3 separate regions of the Homo sapiens genome follow, and all the other regions are linked to region 1. A link is a loop called in an ENCODE intact Hi-C map of the cell type or tissue named here. Cell type or tissue: B cell. All regions are shown on one strand. Each heading gives the region's core, and the rest is flanking DNA. Links, peaks and the distances in the headings are about the cores only.

The links. Peaks named below come from ENCODE experiments on the same cell type or tissue, not always from the same donor. Only the 100,000 strongest peaks of a DNase experiment are listed, where the experiment ranks them.
Region 2: it touches region 1 in a loop (9-fold over the local background); 22 of 110 quality-filtered maps call a loop at or near these places.
Region 3: it touches region 1 in a loop (21-fold over the local background); 4 of 110 quality-filtered maps call a loop at or near these places.

Annotation. Positions count from the first base shown.
Region 1 is chr19:50,459,170-50,465,091 of GRCh38, forward strand. MYBPC2 (myosin binding protein C2) reads left to right here. Exons shown (of 28, transcript NM_004533.4): 23 at 1-137; 24 at 871-1,010; 25 at 2,373-2,532; 26 at 2,731-2,867; 27 at 5,177-5,363. Among named protein-coding and RNA genes, the nearest start is that of EMC10, 14 kb to the right of the region's middle. In B cell, for the core only: CTCF peaks have their summits at 2,210 (motif pointing left) and 2,412; DNase peaks (open chromatin) are centred at 1,172 and 2,232; H3K4me3 peaks cover 997 bases; H3K27ac peaks cover 1,896 bases.
Region 2 is chr19:50,380,950-50,386,871 of GRCh38, forward strand. NR1H2 (nuclear receptor subfamily 1 group H member 2) reads left to right here. Exons shown (of 10, transcript NM_007121.7): 9 at 1,017-1,225; 10 at 1,507-2,439. The coding sequence ends at 1,653. It overlaps POLD1 (DNA polymerase delta 1, catalytic subunit), which reads left to right and starts at 3,398. Exons shown (of 27, transcript NM_002691.4): 1 at 3,398-3,441. RefSeq lists silencers at 3,062-3,161, 3,172-3,291, 3,322-3,411 and an enhancer at 4,131-4,632. In B cell, for the core only: no CTCF peak of the experiment used is centred there; DNase peaks (open chromatin) are centred at 1,172, 1,382, 2,262, 3,242 and 2 weaker places; H3K4me3 peaks cover 1,464 bases; H3K27ac peaks cover 2,115 bases.
Region 3 is chr19:50,249,810-50,255,731 of GRCh38, forward strand. MYH14 (myosin heavy chain 14) reads left to right here. Exons shown (of 43, transcript NM_001145809.2): 14 at 1-14; 15 at 706-879; 16 at 2,830-2,944; 17 at 5,411-5,509. Among named protein-coding and RNA genes, the nearest start is that of MYH14, 49 kb to the left of the region's middle. In B cell, for the core only: CTCF peaks have their summits at 2,710 (motif pointing right) and 2,915; a DNase peak (open chromatin) is centred at 2,692.

The sequences.
Region 1 (5,922 bases), core at 246-5,245:
CGTGCACGTGCGGACCAGCGACTTCGACACCGTGTTCTTCGTGCGCCAGGCGGCCCGCTCCGACTCCGGGGAGTACGAGCTGAGCGTGCAGATCGAGAACATGAAGGACACCGCCACCATCCGCATCCGCGTTGTGGGTGCGCGCGCTGGGGAGGGCCCCTGGAGGCCGGGAGGGGCAGGGATGGGCAGCGATGGGGGAGGAGGTAAGAGATGAGGGGTGGGGAAGGAGGTGGGAGATGAAGGGTGGGAGAGGAGGTGAGATGAGGGATGGGAGAGGAGGTGAGAGATGGGGGGTGGGAGAGGAGGTGAGAGATGAGGGGTGGGAGAGGAGGTGAGATGGGGGTGGGAGAGGAGGTGAGAGATGGGGGGGTGGGAGAGGAGGTGAGAGATGGTGGGAGAGGAGGTGAGAGATGGTGGGAGAGGAGGTGAGAGATGGGGGGTAGGAGAGGAGGTGAGACGAGGGGTGGGAGAGGAGGTGAGAGATGAGGGATGGGAGAGGAGGTGAGGAGATGAGGAGGGGAGGGGGAGAGGAGGTGAAAAGATGAGGTGGGGGAGACTAGATAAGGAGCAAGGCAAGTACCAGGGCTAGGAGTGGAGGAGAGATGAAGATGGGGGAACCCTTGAGAGGGAGATTGGGTGAAGAGAGGAAGTGGGGAGACATGGGGGTGAGGAGAGGAGGTGAGGAGGGATGAGGGTGGCCCAGGATAAGAGGAAGTGGAGAGACTGGGATGGGGGAGGCCATAGGCAGGAATGGGAATGGGGCATAAGAGAGGTTAGAATCAGGAGGGAGGGGGTGTGGAGAGGGGAGGGGAGGGAAGCGGCTGGACATCCCAAAACCTGGACTGACTTGTCACACTTCCCCATTTCCAGAAAAGGCTGGGCCCCCCATAAACGTGATGGTGAAGGAGGTGTGGGGCACGAACGCGCTGGTGGAGTGGCAGGCCCCCAAAGATGATGGGAACAGTGAGATCATGGGGTATTTCGTCCAGAAAGCAGACAAAAAAACCATGGTGAGAGAGCAGAGGGGGAGATGGGGAAGAGCCGGTGAGGTGGGCAGAGCAGGTGCAGATGTCCCCCGTTCACAGCTGGAAGGGCAGGGAGGGGCCCAGAGGCTAGAGGACGGGCTGGGGCCAGGAGGGAAGCCTTTTAGCTGAGACTTGGCACGTGATGGGTTTTCATTTTCTTTTTTCACTGAGGTAAACGTCACATAACGGAATTAGTCATTCATCGTTTTAAAGCGAACAATTCAGCAGCACTTAGGACATCTGCAGGGTTGTGCAGCCACCGCCTCTACCCAGTCCATTTTCATCCCCCAGAGGAAGCCCTGTACCCAATAGCGCTACCCCCTGGTCTCCCCTGGCAGCCACCGATTTGCTTTCTGTCTCCCTGGATTTACCTACTCTGGACATTTCATACACATGGAATCCTAGCTATGTGACCCTTGTGTCTGACTTTGTTAGCTCAGCACAACGTCTTTGAAGTTCATCCATGCTGCAGGGTGCCGGGTGTGTCCATGCAGAAATCCTGTTTTTAGAATTCTTTTTTTTGAGACAGGGTCTTACTCTGTCACCCAGGCTGGAGTGCAGTGGTGCAATCTTGGCTCACTGCCTTCTCTGCCTCTGAGCTCAGGTGATTCCCCCCCATCTCAGCCTCCCATGTAGCTGGGAATACAGGCACGTGCCACCACATCCCGCTAATTTTTGTAGAGACAGGGTCTCAGTATGTTGTCCAGGCTGGTCTCGAACTCCTGGACCCAAGTCATCCTCCCACCTTGGCCTCCCAAAGTGTTGGGATTACAGGCATGAGCCACTGCACCTGGCCTTTATTTCTTTTAAATTTTTTTTTTTTTTTTGAGACAGGGTCTTACTCTGTCACCCAAGCTGGAATGCAGTGGCATGATCATGGCTCACTGCAGCCTCCAACCCGCAGGTTCAGGCAATCCTCCTCCCTCAGCCTCCCAAGTAGCTGGGACTACAGGTGCTGGCCACCAGACCTGGCTAATTTTTTGATTTTTTTAACAGACAAGGGTCTCGCCGGGTTGCCCACTCTGGTCTCAAACTCCCAGGCTCAAGCGAGCCTCCCACCTCGGCCTCCCAAAGAGCTGGGATTACAGGCATGAGCCACGGTGCCTGACCCCTTCTTAGCGTTGAATGATGTTCCTTTGTCTGGGCCGACTGTTTTGTTTGTCCATCCCTGCGCTGATGGGCGCTGGGTTGGTTCCACCTGTTGGCCACTGTGAGTAGTGCGCCATGAGTGACATTTTTTTAAACACTGGATGTGCTTTTCTCACCCCTTCTTTCGTCTGTGTCTTGTGTGTAATCGTGTGATCCTGTGGCCCCGACCCGCCTGGTCCCTCCCTGTCCCCACACTAGGAGTGGTTCAACGTCTATGAACGTAACAGGCACACTAGCTGTACTGTGTCCGACCTTATCGTGGGCAATGAATACTATTTCCGAGTTTACACCGAGAACATCTGTGGGCTCAGTGACTCACCTGGTGTCTCCAAGAACACGGCCCGCATCCTCAAGACAGGTACAGCCATCCTGCCCCACAGCCCAGGCCCACCCCGTCCACCCTCTCGCCCAGGTCCCACCTGGACTCCTGCCCTCCCCTCCCCACTGGGGTTGACGGCACCTAGTCATGGGAGAGAGGTGATTGCGGTTTGTTCCCTGGTTGGTGTCAGGGGAGAATCTAGATCAGTCGCCTTACGGGTGCATCCTCTCTCCCCAGGAATCACCTTCAAACCGTTCGAGTATAAGGAGCATGACTTCCGGATGGCTCCCAAGTTCCTGACACCTCTCATAGACCGCGTGGTCGTGGCTGGGTACTCGGCAGCCCTCAACTGTGCTGTCAGAGGCCACCCGAAGGTGCCAGGGCAGGGACCCAGATCTGCGTGTGTGTTGCCTTGTGGGGAATCTTCCATACAATGAAGCCCACTCCCCATCACGCCAGTTCTTCTTCCCCGAGTTCTCTGTCTCAAGGGATTTAGTCACTTAAAAAATTTTTTTAATTGATTTTTGATTTTTTTTTTTTTTGAGACAGGGTCTTGCTGTATCACCCAGGCTGGAGTGCAGTGGCACGATCACAGCTCACTGCAACTTTGACCTCCTGGGTTCAAGTGATCCTCCTACCTCATCCTCCCGAGTAGCTGGGACCACAGGCATGAACCACTGTGGCCAGCTAATTTTATAATTTGTAGAGATGGGGTCTTGCTATGTTGTCCAGGCTGGTCTTGAACTCCTAGGCTCAAGTGATTCTCCCGCCTCGGCCTCCCAAAGTGCTGGGATTACAGGTGTGAGCCACCACGCCCAGACTGGACTTGCTCACTTTTCACCCACTTCCTGTTAGCTCCTCTGACCAGAGCCCAAGTCTCAGACAATCAATCACATCTTGCCTTTGGCTTCCTGCCTTTTTCCTTCTTTCTTTCTTTTTTTTTCTTTCTTTCCTGAGACCAGGCTGGAGTGCAGTGGTGCGATCTTGGCTCACTGCAACCGCCTCCCAAGTTCAAGCGATTCTCCTGTCTCAGCCTCCTGAGTAGCTAGGATTACAGGCGTGCACCACCATGCCCAGCTAAATTTTGTATTTTTAGTAGAGACGGCGTTTTGCTGACCTCAGGTGATCCGCCTGCCTCAGCCTCCCAAAGTGCTGGGATTACAGGCATGAGCCACCGCTCCTGGCCTCTTGCCTTTTTCTTTGTCCCCTGACTGCCAGGTAACAGCTTGTCTCGGCAGCTTGAGGAGAGGACCATTAAGTCTCTCTTGCTCTGTCCAAGGACAAATGCCAGTCCCATGGAAAAAGAAACGTTGGGAGCAGGGGCAGCCTAGACCAGCACGGCTCCCCAGGGTCTTCCTGTCCAGCCATTTTCCAACTGCTCTTTGTGAACAGGGACACTTGCAACCTAGAGCTCATTTAGACCAGGGGTTGGCAAACCATCACCCATGGGTCAAATCCACCCACCACCTGTTTCTCTCAATAAAGTTTTATTGGAACACGGGCCAAGCATATTTGTTTATGTTTTGTTTACAGCTACTGCAGACAAAATGTAAATAAATGTGCGTGGCTCGCGTTCCAGGCCCAGAGACTACAGGGCCCAAAAAGCCTGAATTATTTACCATCTGGTCCTTTATAGGAACAGTTTGCCAGCTTCTGGTCTGGGCTGTAGGTTATTCGCTTCAGCCTCCTTAAGGCATACCATGTCTCCATCTCTGTATACTGTATTCACTAACTCCACTCATTCATGTCACTCATTCCACTCATTTATCCACCTACCAATCCATCCATTTACTCAGTTCATTCCTTCACTCCATTTGCTTATTTACAGCACTGTTTCGTGCTCTCATTCATTTATTCACTCCATTTATTCTTACAACAAACATTTTCAGAGGCTTTCAATGACCTGGGTGATTCGAACAAGAAATTTCCTGTATGTTGGGGGAGACTGACATTTGCCCAGAGTCACATAAATAATATAAAATTATGAAGGGCTGGGCCAGACACGGTGGCTCACACCTGTAATCCCAGCACTTTGGGAGGCCGAGGCGGGCAGATCACCTGAGGTCAGGAGTTTGAGACCAGCCTGGCCAACATGGTGAAACCCCATCTCTACTAAAAATACAAAAACTAGCCAGGCATGGTGGCAGGCGCCTCTAATCCCAACCACTTGGGAAGCTGAGGCAGGATAATTGCTTAAACCCGGGAGGTGGAGGTTACAGTGAGCCAAGATCACGCCACTGCACTCCAGCCTGGGAGACAAAGCGAGATTCTGTCTCAAAAAAAAAAAAAAAAGGGAAGGGCACTATGGAAGAGGGAACAGCCAGTGCCAGCGTCCTGAGGTGGGTGCCTGTCTGGTCTGTTTGAAGGACAGTGAGGTAGCCTGTTTGGCTGGAGCAGAGAAGTAATGGGGGTCAAAGAGTGTGGGACCCTGTGGGCCACTACAAACAGTGAGCTCTTTGTCCTGAGAGCAATGGGAAGACCCCACCGTTACCCTGTGAAGTGGGATTATCAACCTGCTTTTACATAAGAGGAGACTGAGGGTCAGGGAGAAGTGACTCGTCCAAGAACATCTGGCAAGAGGGTGGCAGAGCCTAGAACCCAGATCGGCTTCCTGAGCCCCATTTTGTCATCATTGCCCAGGGTCTCTCTCTAAGTTGGCCTCCTCTCCCTTGACTCTCAACAGCCGAAGGTGGTCTGGATGAAGAACAAGATGGAAATCCGTGAAGATCCCAAGTTCCTGATAACCAATTACCAAGGAGTCCTGACGCTGAACATCCGTCGCCCCTCGCCCTTCGACGCTGGGACTTACACCTGCCGGGCCGTCAACGAGCTGGGCGAGGCGCTGGCTGAGTGCAAGCTGGAGGTCCGAGGTGAGGGCGTGGCCATCCCCAACACTGGCTGACCCTTGCTCGGGCCCTGTGCCAGCCTGGCCGGTGGCCCCGGGCTGAGCACCGCTGAGATCTGGAGACGAGTGAGACCAGCCCTCTGGGAGGAGGACTGGGAAGCTGCTGTCCTGAAGGCAGCACAGGGCATCCTAGGAGTTGGGGTTGGGGAGCCCCTGACCCAGCTTGGGAAGGAGTCAGATTTTTCCAAAGGAGTTGAAGGACAAGGAAGAGGAAGGCTGAGTGAGAAGGGCTTAGGAAACGTCCCCAAGGCCTCCAGTGTACCTGGGCCCCCGTAGGCAGATGGGTTGACAGAGTGAGAGCAAATATGGATAACACGGATGACCAGGGGTGGCGGGAGCTCCCAAGAGTGCCTCCCTCCATAGCCTGTCCCCATGCTCCCACCCACCTGCCCCTGCCTCTCCCTGCCCCGTCCCTCATCTCGGTCCCACAGCTCCAGCCCCAGCGAAAGCTACATCCTCTTCCTCCCATATTCCATTTCCAGCCGCCTCCGTCTCCAGTCTCTCCCTCCTGCCAGCCACTTTCA
Region 2 (5,922 bases), core at 665-5,664, 78 kb before region 1:
CTCCTCCGCTCAGAACCCTCCGCGGCTCCCGTCTCACTGGGAGAAGAGCTAGAGTCCTCTCTGTGGCCCACAAAGCCCTTTAGGACCTGGCCTCGCTCACTCTCTGCCCTCAGCTCTCACCCTCTCCCCCTGTTCCAGCCACTCTGGCCTCTTACTGGCACCCATCCAGCATGCTGCAGCCAAGGGCCTGTGTACTTGGAGTTTCCTCTGCCCAGAACTAGGGGGACCAACTGGTCCTAGTTTGCCCAGGACCTTCCCAGTTTTAACACTGAAAGTCTCATGGCCTGGGTAGCCCCCGTCCCAAGTCATGGGAACAGCAGACGTTGGTCACCCTCACAATCCCTCATCTCCTTCGGATTGGTCACTGCTCCAGCGTCACCCAGAGCGCAGCCTTCCCTGCCCGCCTTGTGTAAAATAGAACCATGGCTCAGCAGGGCCCTTCACACTTCTCTGCACTGCCTGGTTCCATTGAACTCACAGCCCTCTGACAGGCTGGGCCTCTTCCTAATGTGTTTGTCTATGACCGGTCCCCTAGGCTCTCAAATGTAAGTGCTGGAGCCTGGCACGTGGCAGGTACTCAGTGACATTTGATGACTGAATGAACAAGTCAGTTTTGGGAATGAGTTTGGGCTTTACCTTGAGCAGTGGAAGCCAGCGCTGGGACCAGCACGATGTGACCTAGGTTTTAAAAGCTTCCCTTTGCCTTTGTGAAGGGGACAAGAATAGGGACTCGGGAAGCTGCAGCCACCGCCCAGGTGGGAAGGGAGGGTGGTGATAGGATAGTAGAAAATACTGAAGAAACATGCACCCTCATTCATTCCTTCACTGGGCAGCATGTGTGGCACACCTACTACATGCCAGCACTCATGGGCACGGGGCACAGGTGGACAGAAATGACAAGAACGCTGTAATTACTGCTGTGTTCCCAGCCCCAGAGACTGTGGGCAGCGCCAGGGTCCAGGATGTGGGGCACGGTTTCGGGCTGAGGGAGTCACGGGCTGCCTCCCGCCCCGCAGGCCTGCAGGTGGAGTTCATCAACCCCATCTTCGAGTTCTCGCGGGCCATGCGGCGGCTGGGCCTGGACGACGCTGAGTACGCCCTGCTCATCGCCATCAACATCTTCTCGGCCGACCGGCCCAACGTGCAGGAGCCGGGCCGCGTGGAGGCGTTGCAGCAGCCCTACGTGGAGGCGCTGCTGTCCTACACGCGCATCAAGAGGCCGCAGGTAGGGCCCCGCAGAGCCTCTGCGCAGAGCCAACTACGTCCCGCGGCCCACGTGGTCCGTTCAGGCTGGGTTCTGCCAGCCACACTGCCCTCCCCTCCGCAGAGTCTTTCCTCAGGCCCCACCCTGCTCGACTGGGAGCCAGGTCTAGTCCAAGCACAGAGGCGGGCCCCACGCTGGCTCCCACGCCTGGTCGGGGAGGGGCCCTCCTTTCTGTTGGGGTGGGCCTCCCAAAGCCTGGCAGGGCAGGGGCTCAGCCAGCGCCCACCTGCCTCCTCCCTCAGGACCAGCTGCGCTTCCCGCGCATGCTCATGAAGCTGGTGAGCCTGCGCACGCTGAGCTCTGTGCACTCGGAGCAGGTCTTCGCCTTGCGGCTCCAGGACAAGAAGCTGCCGCCTCTGCTGTCGGAGATCTGGGACGTCCACGAGTGAGGGGCTGGCCACCCAGCCCCACAGCCTTGCCTGACCACCCTCCAGCAGATAGACGCCGGCACCCCTTCCTCTTCCTAGGGTGGAAGGGGCCCTGGGCCGAGCCTGTAGACCTATCGGCTCTCATCCCTTGGGATAAGCCCCAGTCCAGGTCCAGGAGGCTCCCTCCCTGCCCAGCGAGTCTTCCAGAAGGGGTGAAAGGGTTGCAGGTCCCGACCACTGACCCTTCCCGGCTGCCCTCCCTCCCCAGCTTACACCTCAAGCCCAGCACGCAGTGCACCTTGAACAGAGGGAGGGGAGGACCCATGGCTCTCCCCCCTAGCCCGGGAGACCAGGGCCTTCCTCTTCCTCTGCTTTTATTTAATAAAAACTAAAAACAGAAACAGGAAAATAAAATATGAATACAATCCAGCCCGGAGCTGGAGTGCAAGATGGAGAGGGCGCGGGCTTCTAGGGACCTCAGTGACACTGGGTGCCCGAACCTGATTGAGCAGGTGGGACTGGGTGTCCCCAGGCTGTTGGGAAAAGGGTGGCACATAGGGTCCCAGTGTTGGGTGGTGTGTCGCCTGCTGTGAAAGTTCAGGACAGAGGCCTCAGCCTCAGGGTCACCTCCCTGGACAAGGTGAATCAGAACTCACCCTTGAAGGATAAACAGGATTTAAGTGAATGAGGGGACCTGGACTTCTGTCCGAACAACAAGTGTTTGCTGAGGCCTCCTGTGGGCCAGGCACTGGGTTGGCCATTCTAGAGATGGAGACATTCACCCAATAAATGTTTCCAGAGCATTAACTACAGTTAGGCACAATTCTAGGCACTGGAAACATCTGTGAACAAGATAACCATCCTCCTACCAAGACTCGGGGGATAGGGACTTTAATGAGCGTGGCACTGTGGTGGGGCTAGAGGAAATCAGGGAAGGTATCACAACAGAGGCAATCGCTGGGACCTAAAACAAGAGCCTGGGGGCTGGGCCTCCAAGTTGAGGGAACAGCACGTGCAAAGTTTGAAAGGAGAGACGCCAGGAGTTCGGAGCGAAGCGACGAAGTTCCTCCAATCCTTCCTGCCCCTGTGCCAGCCCTGAAGGAGCTGAATGAGCAATTCCAATCGAGGGCGAAAGGGGGGTTGGATGGAGGGATGCAACTTAAAGGTGTATTTATTTGGGGCGGGGAACAGCGGAAGTGAGAGTAGTTACCAATGATCACCTTATCCTAAGAGTAGTGTACCGGGCGCCCCACAAGTGTCCCTATCATGCGTTGTTGAGTCTAATTTACGTATAGGGAAACTGAAGCTAGGATGAAGGAGAACAGATCAAGCCAGGACTCTACCGCTTATCGGCCAGCCTCTGCGGGGATCTTGGGCGTCAGGTCACCAGCTGGCTGCTGGGCAGCGACGGGGCAGCGCTCCCTACACGGCCCCGGGCGAGAGGCGGGCGGGGGGACGCGGAGGATGCGCGCGCAACACCCGAGGGTGGGAGGAGAGAGAACAGAACCGCGGCGCGCCCAGACCGCACGAGGTCGTGAAGGTAGCCGCGCGGAGGGGCGTGGCTTCGGGCAGACAGGTCATGGGGAGGCGGAGTTAAGGGAATTTTTCAGCAAGGGGGCGAGGCCACTTCGGAAGCTGAGAGAGGGGGCGGGGCCTGCCCTGCAGTCGAACAAGCGGGGCGTGGCCTTGCCCGCACTTGGGCAGGCGGGGGCGTGGCCCGTCTCTGAGCGCCGCGGCTCTGGGCTTGCGCGCGCGGGAGTCAGGGGTCACGGCGGCGTAGGCTGTGGCGGGAAACGCTGTTTGAAGCGGGTGAGTAGAGGGGAAAAAGGGAGTTCGGGGCAGTGGGCCTGGTAGGGAACGGGGCTTGAGCAGCCAGGCACATAGATCTGAGAGACGGTTGCGAGGGCACCCTTTGGCCCGGGGGCGCGCAGGAGAGGGCAGGGGCCAGGGGTTTCCTGGGCGAGGGCGCGGGGACGAGCAGGAAAAGGCCGGGGTGGGGGTGGAATTCCTCGGCGGGCAGGGGGCGCATGCGCCGGGCACCGTGGGGCGGGACGTGGCCCGGGAGGAGCTGGGGGGACTGGGTGGTGCACGTGCGGGCTTGGTGTCATCCTGGATTCGCTGGGTGTTTGAGTACTCTGTGCCAGGCACTTTTCTGGAAGCAGGAACAAGTCAGAGAAGTCCCTGTCTCGGGAAGACAGACGGTAGACAAGTGATGAGTTTTAATAGATCAGTAAAGCAGTGCTCTGGGGCTGTGAGATGCTCTCAGAAGGAAACTAACGCAGGGTAACGTGATAATGAGCGAAGAGCCTGTTGCTTTAGCTGGAGTGGTCCAGAATCGACCGCTCTGGGACCCTCAAGTGCAAAGCCCTGAGGTGGAAGGAGCTTGGCGTATTTGTAGCAGGAGCCGAGGGGACGAGAGAAACACAGATGAGGTCGGAGTCATGATGGGGAACTAGATCCTATAGGGCCTTGTAAAACTTGGTATGGAATTTCTCCTTTATTCTAGGTTCAGCGGGGAGCCGTGGGAGGGTTTGAGCGTGGAAACAACACGATTCGCCCCATGTTTTGAAAAACTCACCACTGAGTGGAAATTGGATTGTAGCAGGAATAAGAATGGAAGGAGGGAGATCTGTTAGGAGGGAGAGCGTCCTGCAGGCAGAGAATCAGGCTCCGGTTACCTTTGCGGGCGGAGACAGGGGGACTGGCTGATGGACTGGGCGTAGGAGCAAGGGGAAGAGTCCAGGATGACTCCTGGGTTTGTGGTTTGAGCAGCAGGCTGGATGGGGAAGGCTAAGGGAGAAGCAGGTTGGGGTTGCCGCTCTGAAGGCAAAGATTAGTGGGGGAGTGAGTGGGCAGGGTTTAGAGCGGAGCCAGGAGTGGGCAGGGCGATGTCAGTGCCTCGCCTCAGCCCTTCCACTGAAGGAACTTGTTGCCACTGTCTTCTCTTTTTTTTTTTTTTTTTTTTGAGACAGAGTCTTGCTCTGTCACCCAGGCTGGAATGCAGTGGTGCAAACTCAGCTCATTGCAACCTCCGCCTCCCGAGTTCAGGCGAGTCTCGTGCCTCAGCCTCCTGAGTAGCTGGGATTACGGCACCCACTGCCATGCCCAGCTCATTTTTTGTATTTTTAGTAGAGATGGGGTTTCGCCGTGTTGGCCAGGCTGGTCTCGAACTCCTGACCTCAGGTGATCCACTTGCCTCGGCCTCCCAAAGTGCTGGGATTACAGGCGTGAGCCACCACGCACGGCCGCTTCTCCTCCTTCCTGCACTTCCCCCCCACAGGTCTCTCTTCCCCCTAGAGAGGTTCCTTCCCTCCCCCTGAAATGCTCTTCCCTCTCTTATGTGTTTCTGACAGCTGCTGTTTGGACAGGCCCTCTGCTGAGCACTGGGGAGCCAATGATCATTCAGTTTGGTTGGGGAAGGACAGGAGATTTCAGTCCAGAGTGCGCTGAGCTATGGCGGAGCAGTGATAGTCTTTGGGAGCCAAGAGAAGAACCTGTGCGCTCAGGGAAGACTCACCAGAGTGGTTGATATTCACAGGGAGTTTCAACTCACATGTCTTTTTTTTTTTGGTTTTTGAGACAGGGTCTTGCTCTGTCGCCCAGGCTGGAGTGCAGTGGCGCGATCTCGGCTCACTAACCTCCACCTCCCGGGTTCAAGCGATTCTCATGCCTCAGGCTTCCGAGTAGCTGGGATTACAGGTGTGTGCCACCACGCCCAGCTAATTTTTGTATTTTTAGTAGAGACAGGGTTTTGTCATGTTGCCCAGACTGGTCTCGAATCCCTGACCTCAAGTAATCCTCCCACCTCGGCCTCCCAAAGTGCTGGGATTACAGGTGTGAGCCACCACACCCGGCCTAAACTCATGTCTTGAAGTAACCGGACACTGTGCAGAGTGATGCTGGAGACCCCAACTTGGGCAAGATGCTGACTCCTTTTCTCAAGGAGCTCACAGGCTGAAAGGATCCCAGCTCTGCATTGTGCAATAACGAAAGTGGCACAAGGCGTTGTGGGAACCCTGAAGGGCAGCTGGTCAGCTTGGAGGAGCTAAGCCTGAGCTGAGTCTCTGGATGCAGTGGAGTTTCATGCAGCGAACACTGCCTAAGGCCTCCTGGGGGCCCACCCTGTGCTGGGTGATGCTAAGGTCCCAGAGGAGAGTCAGTCCTTGCTCTGCCATCCAGAGGTCCCTGGCTGGTAAGGGAGGAAGACACACACCCAGGCAGTCCAGAGACAGCAGTCACAGAGGCCTAGGGGAAGGACAAGGCCGAAAGCATGCAGGTGAGCCTGGGCAA
Region 3 (5,922 bases), core at 368-5,367, 210 kb before region 1:
TCATCGAGCGGCCGGTGAGCCCCAGGCCCCTCCCAGCCCACACTCACGGTTCAGATCCGTCTCTCCCAGCATCTGCGAGACCAGGGTCTAGCTCCTCCTCTGCTGGGCCTCAGGATGCCCCATGGGTTCTGTGGGGAAGGTGACAGCACCTGCTTCCTCGATCTTTTGTGACCATAGGTGATTAGGGCCCAGAATGTGCCTGCCACAGGGCCCGGCTCAAATCAATCGGTTAATCAGAGCTCTCACCGTAACTGTTGTTCTCACGTTTGTTTTTTGTTTGTTTGTTTTGTTTTGTTTTGTTTTTTTCTTGAGACGGAGTCTCGCTCTATCGCCCAGGCTGGAGTGCAGCGGCGCGATCTCTGCTTACTGCAAGCTTCGCCCCCTGGGTTCACGCCATTCTCCTGCCTCAGCCTCCCGAGTAGCTGGGACTACAGGTGCCCGCCACCACGCCCGGCTAATTTTTTGTATTTTTAGTAGAGTCGGGGGTTTCACTGTGTTAGCCAGGATGGTCTCGATCTCCTGACCTCGTGATCTACCCGCCTCGGCCTCCCAAAGTGCTGGGATTACAGGCGTGAGCCACCGTGCCTGGCATCTCACGTTTGTTTTTATGTCCAAGTGTGACTTATAAGAGCTAAAAATCAGCAGCCACCTGAGTGTCCAATATGTGGGGATCTGACTTACTCTCCCCCTGCTGTCAATGGCCAGGCCAACCCCCCTGGACTCCTGGCCCTGCTGGATGAGGAGTGCTGGTTCCCGAAGGCCACAGACAAGTCGTTTGTGGAGAAGGTAGCCCAGGAGCAGGGCGGCCACCCCAAGTTCCAGCGGCCGAGGCACCTGCGGGATCAGGCCGACTTCAGTGTTCTCCACTACGCGGGCAAGGTAGGGGCTGGGGCCGGCCTTGGGGCATGTGGGAGTGGGGATCAAGGGATCTCCACTGGCTACAGATGGGGGGAGGGTGCAGAGGGAAAACAGGGTCCTCCTGAGGTCCAGACAAACAGAGCAGGGGCTAGGAGAGCCCAGGGAGGAGCAAGGATTCTGTCTGATGGGATCACCAAAAACTTCCTCAAAGAGGTGATATTTGCAGTGGGTTTTGAGGGATGGGTAGGAGTTCATCAGGAGGCGATCTATGTGCATTTTATCCACTTATTCAGCAGATATGTGCGGGGTGCCATTTGTGTGCCCAGCTCGGGGCCGAGCAAAGCTGGATACACAGATCAAACATGGTTTCTGTCCTCACAAAGATCCCTATCTGGGAGGGAGGCAAATACAGACGATCAGGATATAAGGTTAATAGGTCTTTCAGTGGAGGCAGCTGAGGGTAGTGTCAGAGCCCAGAAGAGAAGTACCTGGGAAAGCTTCACAGAAGAGAATATGCTCAATCTCAAATCTCAGTCAAGGGCCGGCAAACATTTTCTGTAAAGGGTCCGATAGTAAATAGTTTCAGCTTTGTGGGCCAGACGATCTCTGTCACAGCTACACAATTCTGCTGTGGTCACACAAAAAGAGCCACAGATAATACATAAGTATCTTCAAGCCCCCAGGGAAAAAGAAAGGAAAAACAGACTGAGAAACAGTTTCGAGGGCTCTCTTGCCCCCAGAAGGGCCCCCATGAGTTTGACTATGAAGACATAAATGAAGGTTCTATTCCTATATATATATACACATATATATATACACACATATATATATACACACATATATATATACACACTACACACACACACACACACACACACACACACACACACACACACACACACATATATATATGTATTTTTTTTTATTTGAGACAGAGTCTCCCTCTGTTACCCAGGCTGGAGTGCAGTGGCACGATCTCGGCTCACTGCAATCTCCGCCTCCTAGGTTCAAGCAATTCTTCTGCCTCAGCCTCCCCAGTAGCTGGGATTACAGGCACCTGCCACCATGCCTGGCTAATTTTTGTATTTTTAGTAGAGACAGGGTTTCACCATGTTGGCCAGGCTGCTCTCGAACTCCTGACCTCAGTTGATCCACCCGCATAGGCCTCCCAAAGTGCTGGGATTACAGGTGTGAGCCACCGCGCCCAGCCCTATTCCAGTGAAAGTATTTGCAAAAAGAGGTGGCAGGCTGGATTTTGCCTGTGAGCCATAGTTTGCTGACCCCTGGTTTTGATGATGTGGACCAGGCAGCCCCAGAGGATGGGTGAAGGGTGGGAAGGGCTCTCCAGGCAGAGGGAACAGCATAGACAATGGCTGGGAGGCAGGAGATTCCATGTGTTCTGTGTCTAGCCCTCAGTTTCTTCCCCAGACATACTCCAGAACTCCCCCTGTACCCAGCCCTCTGCTAGGCCGTGAGTCAGACCTGGGCCCTGCCCTCGGGGGACCGCTGTCTGGTGGGGGGCACATATGCAGAGAATTGTAGCGGCCAAGATCGTGACTCTATGGAGCCCCACAGCAAAGCCCTGAGTACCCAGAAGGAGCCAGTGGTGTGAAACCCACAGAGACAGAACCCCAGGTGGCAGGAACCGCAGGGGTAAAACCCCGAGGTGGGAGTAAGCTCGCATGTTTGAGGAACAGTGCGGAGGCCAGGGTGGCTGGAGCGGAATGAATAGGAAGAAAGTGGTGGTGGTGGAGGTCACAGAGGTGGCAGGGGGCATAGAGGGGAAGGAGAGAGAGGGGACCATGCTGGTGGGGTGCAGTTCAGAATATGGACACAAGGTGGCACCAGTGCTCGCTTGTCCATGGTGAGCTCCAGACCTGGGAGTCTCAGAGCTTCTGGAAGGCTCCTTAGGAAATCCAGAGAATGTCTGAGCCTGCAAGTCATCGCCCTCCTCTACCTGACTTCATTCAGGTCGACTACAAGGCCAACGAGTGGCTGATGAAAAACATGGACCCTCTGAATGACAACGTCGCAGCCTTGCTCCACCAGAGCACAGACCGGCTGACGGCAGAGATCTGGAAAGACGGTGAGGACCCACTTCCCCCACCCCGGCTCTAGGGGTCTGTGCGGCCATTCTCCAAATCCACAGCGTGAGCACCTTTGTTTCAGAGGCGGAGGTCTGAACCTGAGTTTTCTGCTCAGACCCAGAATAGCCAGTGTCACAAATAGTATTTCAAATCAGTGATGGATGGATCCATAGATTAATTGATTGACTATTGATTTGATTGATAAGCCAGCATCCTTCTCAAGGATAAAGCACTCCGCCTTAATCAGAAACGTGGCAAAGATACCCACTAACACTACTGTTAAACATCGTTTTTTTAGCAATACTAGCCTATGCAATCAGACCAGAAAAAGTATGAATATCGAACAGGAAGAAGTAAACTTATTATTTTTAGATGGCCTGTGTTCCCTAAACAATTAGGAGATTTGGCTGGGCATGGTGGCTCACACCTGTAATCCCAGCACTTTTGGGAGGCCAAGGTGGGCGGATCACTTGAGGTCAGGAGTTCAAGACCAGCCTGGCCAACATGGTGAAACCCTGTCTCTACTAAAAGTACAACAATTAGCCAGATGTCCTGGTGCATGCCTGTAGTCTCAGCTACTAGGGAGGCTGAGGCAGGAGAATCGCTTGAATCTGGGAGGTAGAGGTTTCAGTGAGCCAAGATTGTGTCACTGCAATCCAGCCTGGGTGACAGTGTGAGACTCTGTCCCAAAAAAAAAAAAAAAATTCTACTGAGAAATAATTTATAACAATAAGAGAACACAGAATGATGATCTTTTGCAGGTCAGTCAACTTTTAGGCTTTGCTTTCTTTGTTTTCTTACAAAGTTCCCTTCACGCCCCCAGGGAAGAAGAAAGAAAAAACAGACTGAGATACAGTTTTGGAGGGCTTTCCTGCCCCCAAAAGGCCCCCATGAGTGTGACTGTCTTTTTGGATTGACACTTCTAGGGGTCATAGGCAGAGATGCCAAATGCCCTGTGGTAGGACTCTGACCTTTTCCAAGCCTTTTCTGCCACTGCCCCTGCCCCCCCATCCTTAGAGGAGGTTTGAGAAATGGTTTTAGAAAGCTGGCAGAACTGGCATCCTGTTTTTTCCAGGTTCCAAGTTTCTGGCATTTGTCAGTTTGCCTTAATCTTTTATTGACATGAAAAGGTAGCTGTAGAAATACCAGTCCATGCAATTTGGCAAGAAAACAAAATGAGCGGCCAGGCGCGGTGGCTCACGCCTGTAATCCCAGCACTTTGGGAGGCCAAGGTGGACGGGTCACCTGAGGTCGGGAGTTTGAGACCAGCCTGACCAACATGGAGAAACCTCATCTCTACTAAAAATACAAAATTAGCTGGGCGTGGTGGCACATGCCTGTAATCCCAGCTACTCGGGGGGCTGAGGCAGGGGAATCGCTTGAACCCGGGAGGTGGAGGTTGTGGTGAGCCGAGATCGTGCCATTGCACTCCAGCCTGGGCAACAAGAGTGAAACTCTGTCTCAAAAAAAAAAAAAAAGGAAAAAAAAAGAAAACAAAATGAGCAAGGTGAGTGGTTCCCAAAACACACTCACAGAGCAAAACAGCATGGAGGGTCTTGATCTTGTGAGCTCATGCTAGAAAGATAGATTTTATTTTTATGTCTCATATAGTATTTACACAAGGAGATTGGAAAGCAGAGTTTGATGTTCAGGAACAGAACCAGATTATGCTACGAGAATCATCTCCCGGCTGAAAATCTGCTGCCCTTTTAAAATATTTGTGCTGTCTTCATAAACACATGATTCTCCACAGTGAGCCCTCATTTGTCACACTCTGTGTGTGCCTGACTCTCAGAGGGTTCCAAAAGAAAAAGTGGAAGCTGCAAAACCTCCTGGCTCAGCCTCCCGAGTAGCTGGGGAGCTGCCATAATGTCACTTCCTCCATAATCCTCCTAAACAAAGCTAGTCACAAGGTCTTCCCAGATTCAAGGAGCTGCAAGACACAGGCAAAGGGTGTCAATACAGGGGAAAGTGGGGAATCGGGGCCATTTTTGCCCAATCTCTGCTAGAGCTGCTTTGAGCCCAGAATTGGATGCCCAGCATCCTGACAGCCCAGGGAAAAACGGAAATGAGATTAGCTCTCCTCTGAGAGGCAAAAACAACAAGTGGCCTGGGAGCATCAAGTTCATTCTTGAGCTTCCTGGCAGCCAGAGCAAAAAGGGCAACCTACTAAAACAGACACAACCTCTAGAGGGAGAGATTTTTTATTCTTTGCACTGAATTCTTACAGAGGACATTCGTCCTTTTGGCCAACAGTGTGTGGATACAAAGATGAACAGGAGTTCAGAAGTTTATGGCCAACATTCTGGTTTTCCATCTTGCTTTGCTCTGTACTGTTGACTAATAACCCTCTCCTCTTTTTCTTCCTGCCACCTCCTCTCCTTCCCCTCTTTTCATGCATCTCTCTCCGCCATCTCTCTGCCATCTCCCCTCCACCCACCCACACATCTGTCCTCACTCCCCAGAACATGGGGGCTTCCAGCAGTTCTCTTTCCTTGGCTCCTTCCCACCGTCGCCCCCAGGATCTGCAGAGAGGTGCAGCTCTGCTATTTCTCCGCCAGGGGGTGGGTGTCTCTGTGCATCGATGGGTGAGGCTTGCTGGAGGAGGAGGGTGGACCTGTTGGGCTGGGGACCTGGTTTTGAACATCTGTCCCCTCTCCTCTTACTGTGGAGGTCTCTCACTCTTCCTTTCCCTCCTTGTTGGCTCCCTTGGAAGTTTCCAGACTCTGTAGCAGCAGAACCCCTTCTTCTAACTAAACTGCATGTAAAAGTACAAACAAGCGTGATAGTACCAGCTCGCGTTTCTTGAGCACTTACTATGTGCCGTTCACCATGTGAAACCCCTTTAGAATTATCAACACCCCATTACACAAATGAGGAAACTAAAGCACAGAGAAGTTAAGTAACTTGCTGAGGTCACACAGCCAGTAAGTGGCAGAGCTGGGATTTGAACCCAGGACATCAGATTCCAGAACTT